2 separate regions of the Homo sapiens genome follow, and region 1 is linked to region 2. Evidence: chromatin loops called from intact Hi-C (ENCODE). Cell type or tissue: GM12878. All regions are shown on one strand. Region 1 overlaps MREG (melanoregulin). Region 2 overlaps MREG (melanoregulin).

The links. Hi-C counts contacts between places; a loop is a spot of excess contacts. Peaks named below come from ENCODE experiments on the same cell type or tissue, not always from the same donor. Only the 100,000 strongest peaks of a DNase experiment are listed, where the experiment ranks them.
Region 1: it touches region 2 in a loop (3-fold over the local background); 23 of 110 quality-filtered maps call a loop at or near these places.

What each region holds. Positions count from the first base shown.
Region 1 is chr2:216,004,237-216,009,236 of GRCh38, forward strand. The region is part of intron 1 of MREG (melanoregulin); the gene reads right to left. Among named protein-coding and RNA genes, the nearest start is that of MREG, 6.8 kb to the right of the region's middle. RefSeq lists enhancers at 680-799, 810-959, 1,876-1,925, 2,516-2,565. In GM12878, a CTCF peak has its summit at 4,341 (motif pointing left); DNase peaks (open chromatin) are centred at 905 and 2,185; H3K4me3 peaks cover 3,184 bases; H3K27ac peaks cover 4,740 bases.
Region 2 is chr2:215,947,691-215,952,690 of GRCh38, forward strand. The region is part of intron 2 of MREG (melanoregulin); the gene reads right to left. Among named protein-coding and RNA genes, the nearest start is that of MREG, 63 kb to the right of the region's middle. In GM12878, a CTCF peak has its summit at 2,453; a DNase peak (open chromatin) is centred at 2,412.

The DNA.
Region 1 (5,000 bases), 57 kb after region 2:
GACCAACCTATTTAAAATTGCAAACATGCTCCCTCCCTTGCTCTACTTTTGTTTCCTACACACTTATTTATCTCCTAGTTTACTTATTATGTTTCCTGTTTATTGGGCTCCCCAACACTACCGCCACCACCACTAGAACAAAAGCCACGAGGACAGGGATCTGTATCTACTTTGCTCAGTGATGTATCTCAAGTACTTAAAACAGTGCCTAACAGGAGAATCACTTGAACCCGGGAGGCGGAGGTTGCAGTGAGCAGAGATAATGCCAATGCACTCCAGCCTAAACGACAGAGTTAGACTCTGCCTCAAAAAAAACAAAAAAACAAACAAAAAAAAAAAACCTGTGCCTGGCACATAGTAAATGCTCAATAAATATTTGCTGAACCAATGCACTCTTGTTTCCCAAGTTCACAGGGCTCTAAACTGTAGAGATGAGTATGACTCTGTGTCTTCAAGCTCACAGACAAGCTCCTAACATTTTTTTTAGCTGTTTAAATTTATGAAAATTGGCCTTACAGTCTTGTGGGAGGAAGCAGATGATAAGCACATATGTTTACGCCATGTGACATTCAGAACTGTAAAGAAATACATAGTGAGTAAGGGACACAGTGAAGGGTGGGGCACTGTTTTAAGAGAGTGGTCAGGGTAGAATGTTCTGATAAAATGACTTTGAGAAGAGATCTAAATAAAGTGAAGGAGTTATCCACACAGAAAACTAGAGAAAGAGTCTTCAAGGCAGGGCAGGCAGAAAGTGCAGAGGCGCTGAGGCAGGGGTGTGGGTGGTATATTTGAGGAACCAGGGGAAGCCAGTATGACTGAGAGATGAATAATTAATTTCACCTTATATGCTGACTTTAAACCATACTTAATAGCCCAAAACTGGAAACCACCCAAAAGTCCACCAAGAGTAGAATAGGGGAACAAAATGGAATACAGTCTAAAGCAATAAGGACCATGAACAAGGCTACATACAACAACACGGAGGAATCTCACAAAGCTCCACCAACAAAGTGAGTTCTATGAGAACACACAGTTTGATCCCATTTATGCAAAGTTTAAAGGCAGGCAAAACAAAAGTACATCTTTAAGGTGCACACATAGGTGGGAAAGCTAGAAGTCTAGACATGATCAAGGAGGAGATAAGGGGCTGGCAATAGCTATCTCTTGCCATGGAGGTGGTTACACGAGTATTCACTTTCTAGTTATTCTTTTTTTTTTTTTTTTTTTTTTTTTGAGACAGGTTCTAGCTCTGTCACCCAGGCTGGAGTGCAGTGGCACAGTCTTGGCTCACTGCAGCCTCTGCTTCCCAGCTTCAAGTGATTCTTCTTCCTCAGCCTCCAGAGTAGCTGGGATTATAAGTGCCGCCACCACACCAAGCTAATTTTTTTGTAGTTTGAGTAGACACAGGGTTTCACCATGTTGGCCAGGCTGGTCTCAAACCCCTGACCTCAAGTGATGCACCTGCCTCGGCCTCCCAAAGTGTTGGGATTACAGGTGTGAGCCAACCATGCCCAGCCTATAGTTATTCTTTATACTGAACATATTTGTGTATGTTTTTTGTCTGTAATATCACACATTGGAACACAAGTTTTTAAAAGATTTTTGTAAAAAAAAAAAAAAAAAAAGCTAAGTAAGAGCCAATTCAGGACAGTGTCAAACAGTTCAGGGGTTCTTTTGTTGCACACTATGTCACCAAAATTATTTCCTAAAAGGGCACAAAAGAATAGAGTGCATGGTATATAACTGTCACAAAACAAAGATTTATTAACCAGACTAAAATGACTTCAGGTGCTAACAGAATAAACTATTTTACCCAGCATTTAAGCAGAGTTTATACTTTTTAAACATAGGTGGTGTAGTGATAAAATCACTTCAAGAGTCTAGAGAATAAAAAGTTGCAAGAAACTCTCACATGATGTGTAGGAGAAAGAAATTTCATCTTCTCGGGAACTTCCAATGGCACTATGACTAATGCAAGTCACAAAAAGAGAAGAGGGACGCTGTGGCTTGCCGGGGAAGAAAACCTTTAAAAGTCATCCTTGTGAATTTTGGACAGCTGACTTCTTATAAAGAGCTTCCCTCCTACGCGTTGGGCCTAAAGCCCAGTCCCTGGGACAGCACTCATGCACCTCTGGCCCTCCCCTATCACTCCCCTGTCTTTCAAGAAGGCAAAAGCACCAGCCTTGCAATGGGAATCTTCCAGCCAGGGCACTTTCCTTCAGTAAAAACCCTTTGTGCCCCTGCAGGCACTTCCTGTGAATCATTGTCCGGCCCCGGAGCTACCGGCTTTGCAAACTGCAGGTTTCTGCAGGAAGCCACAGATGAGGTGTGCCAATCTGCCCAATCTGCTCAGAGACCTGGCTCCGGAAAACCCAATAGTATGTGCTGGGAAAAAAGTCAGGCCATCTGGGCCCCGGTCTGAGAAATCTCACTGACATAAACGTACTCGTCAACTTTCTAAAAGCCCTTCCAATGGGGAGAAGATGATTTGGTCAGCTCCAAGGTCATGTGAGTCCACACCGTAAAATGAAAAACCCTACAAATGTAAAAGATTATTATACTTCTAGAGTTGGTGGTGATTCCCTTTTACATGTTGTGAGCCCTCCCTTACCCCCACCCTTCTTTCCCACTGGCACCTGGTTTCCCTAGCTTCAATGCAGGAAAAGACCCAGTGTTTCTGGACCCTGGGCTATAACAATTCAGGGAAAGATTCAAACTCCAAACACAACTTCTAACACACACCACGTAAGCAGCTAGTTCCATACCTCTCTGCACACCAGAAGGGCTCTGCTCTTTCTATGGCATTGAAATCTACTAGCATATGAATCCCAGTTCGACCACGTGTGCCTCTAAGCAAGTTACTGAAGTTCTCTGTGTCTCAGTCTCCTCAATGGCCAACTGGGGATGGTGGACATAATTACAGCCAATCTTCATTATTTGGAGATTCTGCATTTGCAAATTCGCCCACTCGTCAAAATTTACCTGTAACCCCAAAATCAATACTAGTGATGTTTCCAAGGACATTCATGAACATGCCTAGAGTGACAAAAAATTTAGAGTTGCCTGAGACGCACAGCCCCAGCCGAGGTCAAAAGGCAACACTCAGGCTTCTTGGTTCAGCTCTCAGATTGGAAACAAGCGTCCTTTTTGTGATCACTTAGCAACATTTTATTTATTTATTTATTTATTTATTTATTTATTTATTTATTTTGAGATGGAGTCTCGCTCTGTCACCCAGGCTGGAGTGCAGTATCTCAATCTTGGCTCACTGCAACCTCCGCCTCCCAGATTCGAGTGATTCTCCTGTCTCAGCCTCCAGAGTAGCTGGGATTACAGGCATGTGCCACCACGCCCAGCTAATTTTTGTATTTTTAGTAGAGATGGGGTTTCACCACGTTGGCCAGGCTGGTCTCATACTGCTGACCTCAAGTGATCCACCTGTCTTGGTCTTCCGAAGTGCTGGGATTACAGGTGTGAGCCACTGCACCCAACCCCCACTTAGCGGCTTTTTTTTTGCATTTTTGTACTTTTAGCTGGCAATTTCACTGTTTAGAATATCTCCCAAAGTGTAGTGCTGAAGTGCTAACATACATGTTGGATAAGCTTCACTCCAACCTGAGATATAGGGTGTTGGCCATGAGTTCAATGTTGATAGAGCAACAATATATATTAAATAAGGTGTCTTTAGGCAGAAACACATAAAAAAAGTTATGCATTGATTGGTTGACAGGGATCTAATCCTGCCATCGGCTCACAGGAACCTAACTCTGTATTTCCCCTAGGAACAATGGTTCAGTATTCACTAATTCAGTGTTCAAGCGACTTTACAGAACCTAACTACCACAGACAACAAGAATCAGCTGTGCTTCATAGGGCTATGGTGGGGATTTCATTAACAGATATAGAAGAAATGGTTTAGTTTGAGTCACGCCGCTTGGGGCAGAGACTGAGTTGAAGAGGAAAGTGTCTCTGACAAGGAAGTTCATCTTCCCTGCCCTCATGCTCCTGATCCTGTACAGATTGGGCTTAGTGCTTGTGACAGACTAGGCACTGTTGTAAATGCTTTGTATCTGTGGGCCATTCAGGAAAATTCAATTTGTAACAATTGTTACTCTCTAATTTCTATTAGCTGTTAATAACTGATAATCAAACATCGTTACATCTGTCTGATTTTTCAACAGCAAAAGAAGAAATGGAAAGAATGAACAACAATAGCTATGATTTTATGTGTGGCTCTCTCTTAAGCCACCCAAGTGGACCATATAATGAGCTTCCAAATCTGTTTTGCTCCTTGTTCATCTGGATGCCCACCTGCAGCTTCCATTCATGATAACAAACTTGATGCCCTCTGCAGGCAATGAATGGACAGACGTCACTGTTTTATTTTTCTACAGTGCCTGAATTCCTGGGAGGGAAAGTAAAATAAAATCTCAGTTTGCTCTAGATGACTGTTTTGTGCCCACACAAAGGACCATTCTAAAAAGGAATTGATCAGGACCTTCGGGTGTGGGCCAAATTCAAAACAAATTGAATTTTCCTGAATGGCCCACAGATACAAAGCATTTACAACAGTGCCTAGTCTGTCACAAGCACTAAGCCCAATCTGTACAGGATCAGGAGCATGAGGGCAGGGAAGATGAACTTCCTTGTCAGAGACACTTTCCTCTTCAACTCAGTCTCTGCCCCAAGCGGCGTGACTCAAACTAAACCATTTCTGCTATATCTGTTAATGAAATCCCCACCATAGCCCTATGAAGCACAGCTGATTCTTGTTGTCTGTGGTAGTTAGGTTCTGTAAAGTCGCTTGAACACTGAATTAGTGAATACTGAACCATTGTTCCTAGGGGAAATACAGAGTTAGGTTCCTGTGAGCCGATGGCAGGATTAGATCCCTGTCAACCAATCAATACATAACTTTGTTTTATGTGTTTCTGCCTAAAGACACCTTATTTAATATATATTGTTGCTCTATCAACATTGAACTCATGGCCAACACCCTA
Region 2 (5,000 bases):
AAAATCCCAAGTTTCTTGATTCCTGGGCAATGTCTCCTTCACCACCATATCTCAGCAACATTCTTTTTTATTCATTTTCCTTTGATAGGATGAATCTGTCACAAATTCAACTTTATCAACTGATTAAAGTTCTTTATCAGTCCTATGTAAAGGAGGCCATCATGTTGTTCCAATACAGAACTTGAATCTTTTAGGAGCATTGGGGTCTTTATTGAGATAAGTGTGCCTTTAAAATGTCATAGAAATTTGTCTTTAAGGAGGCTTGTCACTATAGAGCAGTCATTTTATAGAGTATACCTTTTACTGTTTCTTAGCAAAGACATTAACCACACAGCTATCCTAATGCACAGCCCAAAAGAACATCATTCTAAATGCTCAATTTAGGACTCAAGTTATATGATATTTTGACTCCTCTAACTGAAAATGTTTCAATGATGCCATTATTTCTCTACTAAGTTCTGTACAAGGCTTGCCTTGTTGATTGGCAATCAACTCATGACTGTTTAAGAAAAACCAATTTAGCTGCCATTCGCAAATGTTTATAGATACCACTTGGAAAAAGAAAAGCTAGCAAAACAAACTGTGTTTTGTTACGACGGCATTTTAGATCTTGAATCTGAGGATATGCCATCAGCAGGGCATGGGCTTTCAGCTATTTTCTAGAAGTCAGGAAGTGGCAAGTTTGAACAATTTCTCCTGGTCCTCTTTTATTTTACCAAAGGCATGTTGAACGTGCATGTGCACATGTGCATGGTGATTGGGGTCAGGGACAAAATCTGTGACCTTGGAAGAGGGCAAAGTTAACTAAGTCATATAAGAAATATGCAACCCTAGCCACATCTTTAGCATCATGTTAAGGCATACCTATCTAATCCCTCACAGACTATATAAGTTGTAAGGGAAAAAACTCAAGTACTGCTGTCTTCATTGGAAGGGCCTTATTATACTTACTTGGCCACTCAGTATAGCATATTGGAAAATACTGTGGGTGCTGAGCCTGAGTGTCTGGGTTTGAATCCCAGCTCTGTTATTTACTAACAGCCTGACTTCAGGGAAGTTCTTAACCTCACTGTTCCTCAATTGCCTCATCTGCAATATGGGGATAATAAAACTACCTACCTACCTCATTGGCTTATTGTGAGGATCAAATGAGTTAATACAAGTCCTTAAAATGGAGGTTGGTCCACATGCTCCTCCAAATCAGTGTAGCACAATTAAGAAACAATCCTAGGTCAAGGACGCTGGCTCACACCTCTAATCCCAGCATTTTGGAACACAGAGGTGAGCAGATCACTTGAGGTCAGGAGTTCGATACCAGCCTGGCCAGCATGGCAAAACCCTGTCTCTACTACTACTACTACTACTACTACTACTACTACTACTACTACTACTACTACTAATAATAATAATAATAATACAAAAATTAGCTGGAGGTGGTGGCACACACCTGTAATCCCAGCTACTCAGGAGGCTGAGGCAGGAGAATCACTTCAACTCAGGAGGCAGAGGTTGCAGTGCGCAGAGATCGCACCACTGCACTTCGGCCTGGGTGAGAGTGAGACTTTGTCTTAAAAAAAAAAAAAAGAGGGCCAGGCATGCTGGCTCATGCCTATAATCCCAGCACTTTGGGAGGCTGAGGCGGGTGGATCACTTGAGGTCAGGAGTTTGAGACCAGCCTAGTCACTACGGTGAAACCCCGTCTCTACTAAAAATACAAAAAATTTGCCGGGTGTGGTGGTGTGTGCCTGTGGTCCCAGCTACTCAGGAGGCTGAGGCAGGAGAATTGCTTGAACCCGGGAGGCAGAGGTTGCAGTGAGCCGAGATCACGCCTGTGCACTCCAGCCTGGGCAACAGAGCAAGACTCTGTCTCAAAAAAAAAAAAAAAATCCTCCAGGACTCAGAATTATTTCTACTATGAGCATGGAGGCCATGATACATTACATTATGCAGTATGCAATTTGTGAGGACCTCCAGAAGAAAAATTGCTCTGCTCTAAGTACTAGATGGTTTTATCTTTCCTAAAAATTATTTCATCTTTCTGGATGTTGTAAATTTTATAACTGATCCATTTCCACTTGTGCCTGAAAATTTCAAGTCCTTTCATGAAAAAATATATACATACAGGATTTCACAAGCATTTTTGAATTACTTCAATTTCTGGCTACTTGTTATGACTTTATTCATATTTTCCTCTTTCTTTCCTGTCTTATTCTAGTTTATCTTATCTCACTATACTTTTATGTAAGTTGCCTTAACTCCTTTTAGATAAAAAGATGACAATAAAATAAACAAAATATTAGGCAGAGCTACACTGTGCTTATTCTCAGTGAAAATGACCCTGCTTTCTGGACTTCATGAAAAGTGACCAGATTGTTAGTCACACTTGATTAGAGACCCACTCAATCAATCCAAGGATGAGTTGCCTCGTATGTTCACACAACTTTAACTTATGAAACAAACCACTAGGTGGCTTCTCCAACTTGCAATTAAAGGTCTCTGACAATTTTTTTTAGCTCCTTAGGCTGATGTCTTAGGCCTTGTTCTAAATGCAGCCAAATCTCTGTTTTTCAGAGACTCATTCATCATTGGATCATCCAGGCTTTGGACTTTTAAAACATCCTTCCCTTCCTGCTGTCCATCGATTAGTCATTTTGCTATTCCTAAATATCTACAATGAATGTTATACGAATTCATTCAGTTTCAGTGTCTGTTACTCTGATAAAACATTTAATGGGGAAGCAACACATAACTAATAATCAATATGAGATTAAAGATCTGCTAAGGATGGATCCATAGTTGATGCATCTTTGGATCCCACCTTCCCCTACCATGGTTTGGGGACAGCTTGCACATGACAGGTGGTTGTTAAAATTAGTTCAATGAAACTATGGATGTCATACTTCCATATTATTACTGTCTTCTTTTGACAGAATAGTCATGAATAATTATACATGAAAGTATCTGGAAATTTTATGCAAAATTTAAAGCTCTAAAACCAGTAGAAGCATTGACAGGGTTTTAACTAAGAATAGACACTTGATTACATAATTGGTAAGAGGAGAATCTGGATTCCTCTTAAACATGTGACTCCAAAGAATTGGATCTTGATATGGTTTGGCTCTGTGTCCCCACCCAAATCTCATGTCGAATTGTAATCCCCATGTGTTGAAGGAGGGGCCTGGTGGGAGGTGACTGGATCATAGAGGTGGTTTCTAATGGTTTAGCACCATCCACCTGGTGCTGTCTCGTGATAGAGTTTTCACAAGATCTGGTTGTTTGAAAGCATGTAGCGCTTCCCCCTTCTCTCTCTCTCTCTCTGTCTCTTTCTCTCTCTCTCTCTCCTGCCACCGTGTGAAGAAGGTGCTTTCTTCCCCTTCGCCCTTTTGCCATGAGTGTAAGTTTCCTGAGGCCTCCCAGCCATGCTTCCTGTACAGCCTGTGGAACTGTGAGTCAATTAAACCTCTTTTCTTCATAAATTACCCAGCCTCAGGTGGTTCTTTATAGCAGTGTGAGAACAAGCTAATACAGATCGAAATGCAGCAAATGAAAAATAGTGATGTAAAAAATGTTATCCAATTACATCTCTCCATAACTAAAGAAACTAACTCCGCTACTCCCTGGCGTTAGAGCAAGTCTTCCGATGTCCCTCTCCAATTTTTAAATTGTAATGATTTATCTTTTAAGCTTGAAACAAATAATTTGAAAACAACAGTTAAAAGTCAATTACATATTCTTCCCAAGTGACTTCAATGCAATTCTACCAGACATCAAAAGTTAAAGTCTTATTTTCTAAAGTAATATTTTATTTGTTTTTCCTTAATTTCTGAAATAATATATTGTGGTCAATGTGATGCCGTGGCCCTGAACTTTAACAATGGGTCAATTAGCAAAGGTGTAGCAAAAGAAAACATACTGAGCTAATTTCATAAGATACCTGAGAACAAGTCAAAACTGAAATCAATAACTGAAGATGTTTATAGCTGAATTCTTGGGGTTTTTTTCCTCGTCAGTTGTTGGCCAAATCAGATTAGGGCTGCTAGATAAGAAGGTTGAGGCAACAAGATGAAAGGCAGAAAGAACTCAATGTCCTGCCACCATCAATGGCTAATTCTCCTCCAGCTTTCAATCCCCGGGAGCTGACCTTGACCTTGAGTCCTGATTTAAGCTCCTCAGATCACTTTCTCATGCATAAAACTAAAACAACATTTGATTCTTTAACCAGCATTTCCCCATTTCCCCCACCCTCTATCCCCTGGCAACGACTGTTCTACTCTGCTTCTACGGGTTTGACTTTTTTAGATTCCACATATAAGTGAGATCATGCAGTAATTGTCTCTCTGCGCTTGGCTTATTGCACTCAACACAATGACCTCTAGGTTCATCCATGTCGTCACAAGTGGCAGGATTTCCTTCTTTGTTAAGACTGAATAGCATTCCATTGCAATATATTTACCAAATTATCTTTATCCATTCATTCATCCATAAACACTTAAGTTGTTTCCATATCTTGGCTATTGTGAATCATGCTGCAATGAACATGGGGGTACAGATATACATCCCCATAGTGTATATATGGTGACTATAGTTAATAATACTGTATTGCTTACTTGGAATTCAATATGATTTTAAGTGTCGTTACTGCACACGTGAACGCGCACACACACACACAGACGGTAATGGATGTGTTAATTAATTTGACTGCGGCAATCACCACACAATGTATATGTATATCAAAGCTTCATGTTGTATATCTTGAATATATATAATTTTCACTTGTCAATTAAATATTTTAAAATTAAAACACAACATCTGATTCTCATCTGTATTACTGAGTTTGTAGATAAATGGGATTGTTTAAAAGTACTTTTTATTTCTTATAAAAAAGGGGACTTATACACTTAAAGAAATATGTTCTAACAATAATTTACATATATTTTAAACCATCTTAAACTCTTAGCAACAACTTCAAAAGAGATCAATTTATTTTTAATTATAAAAAT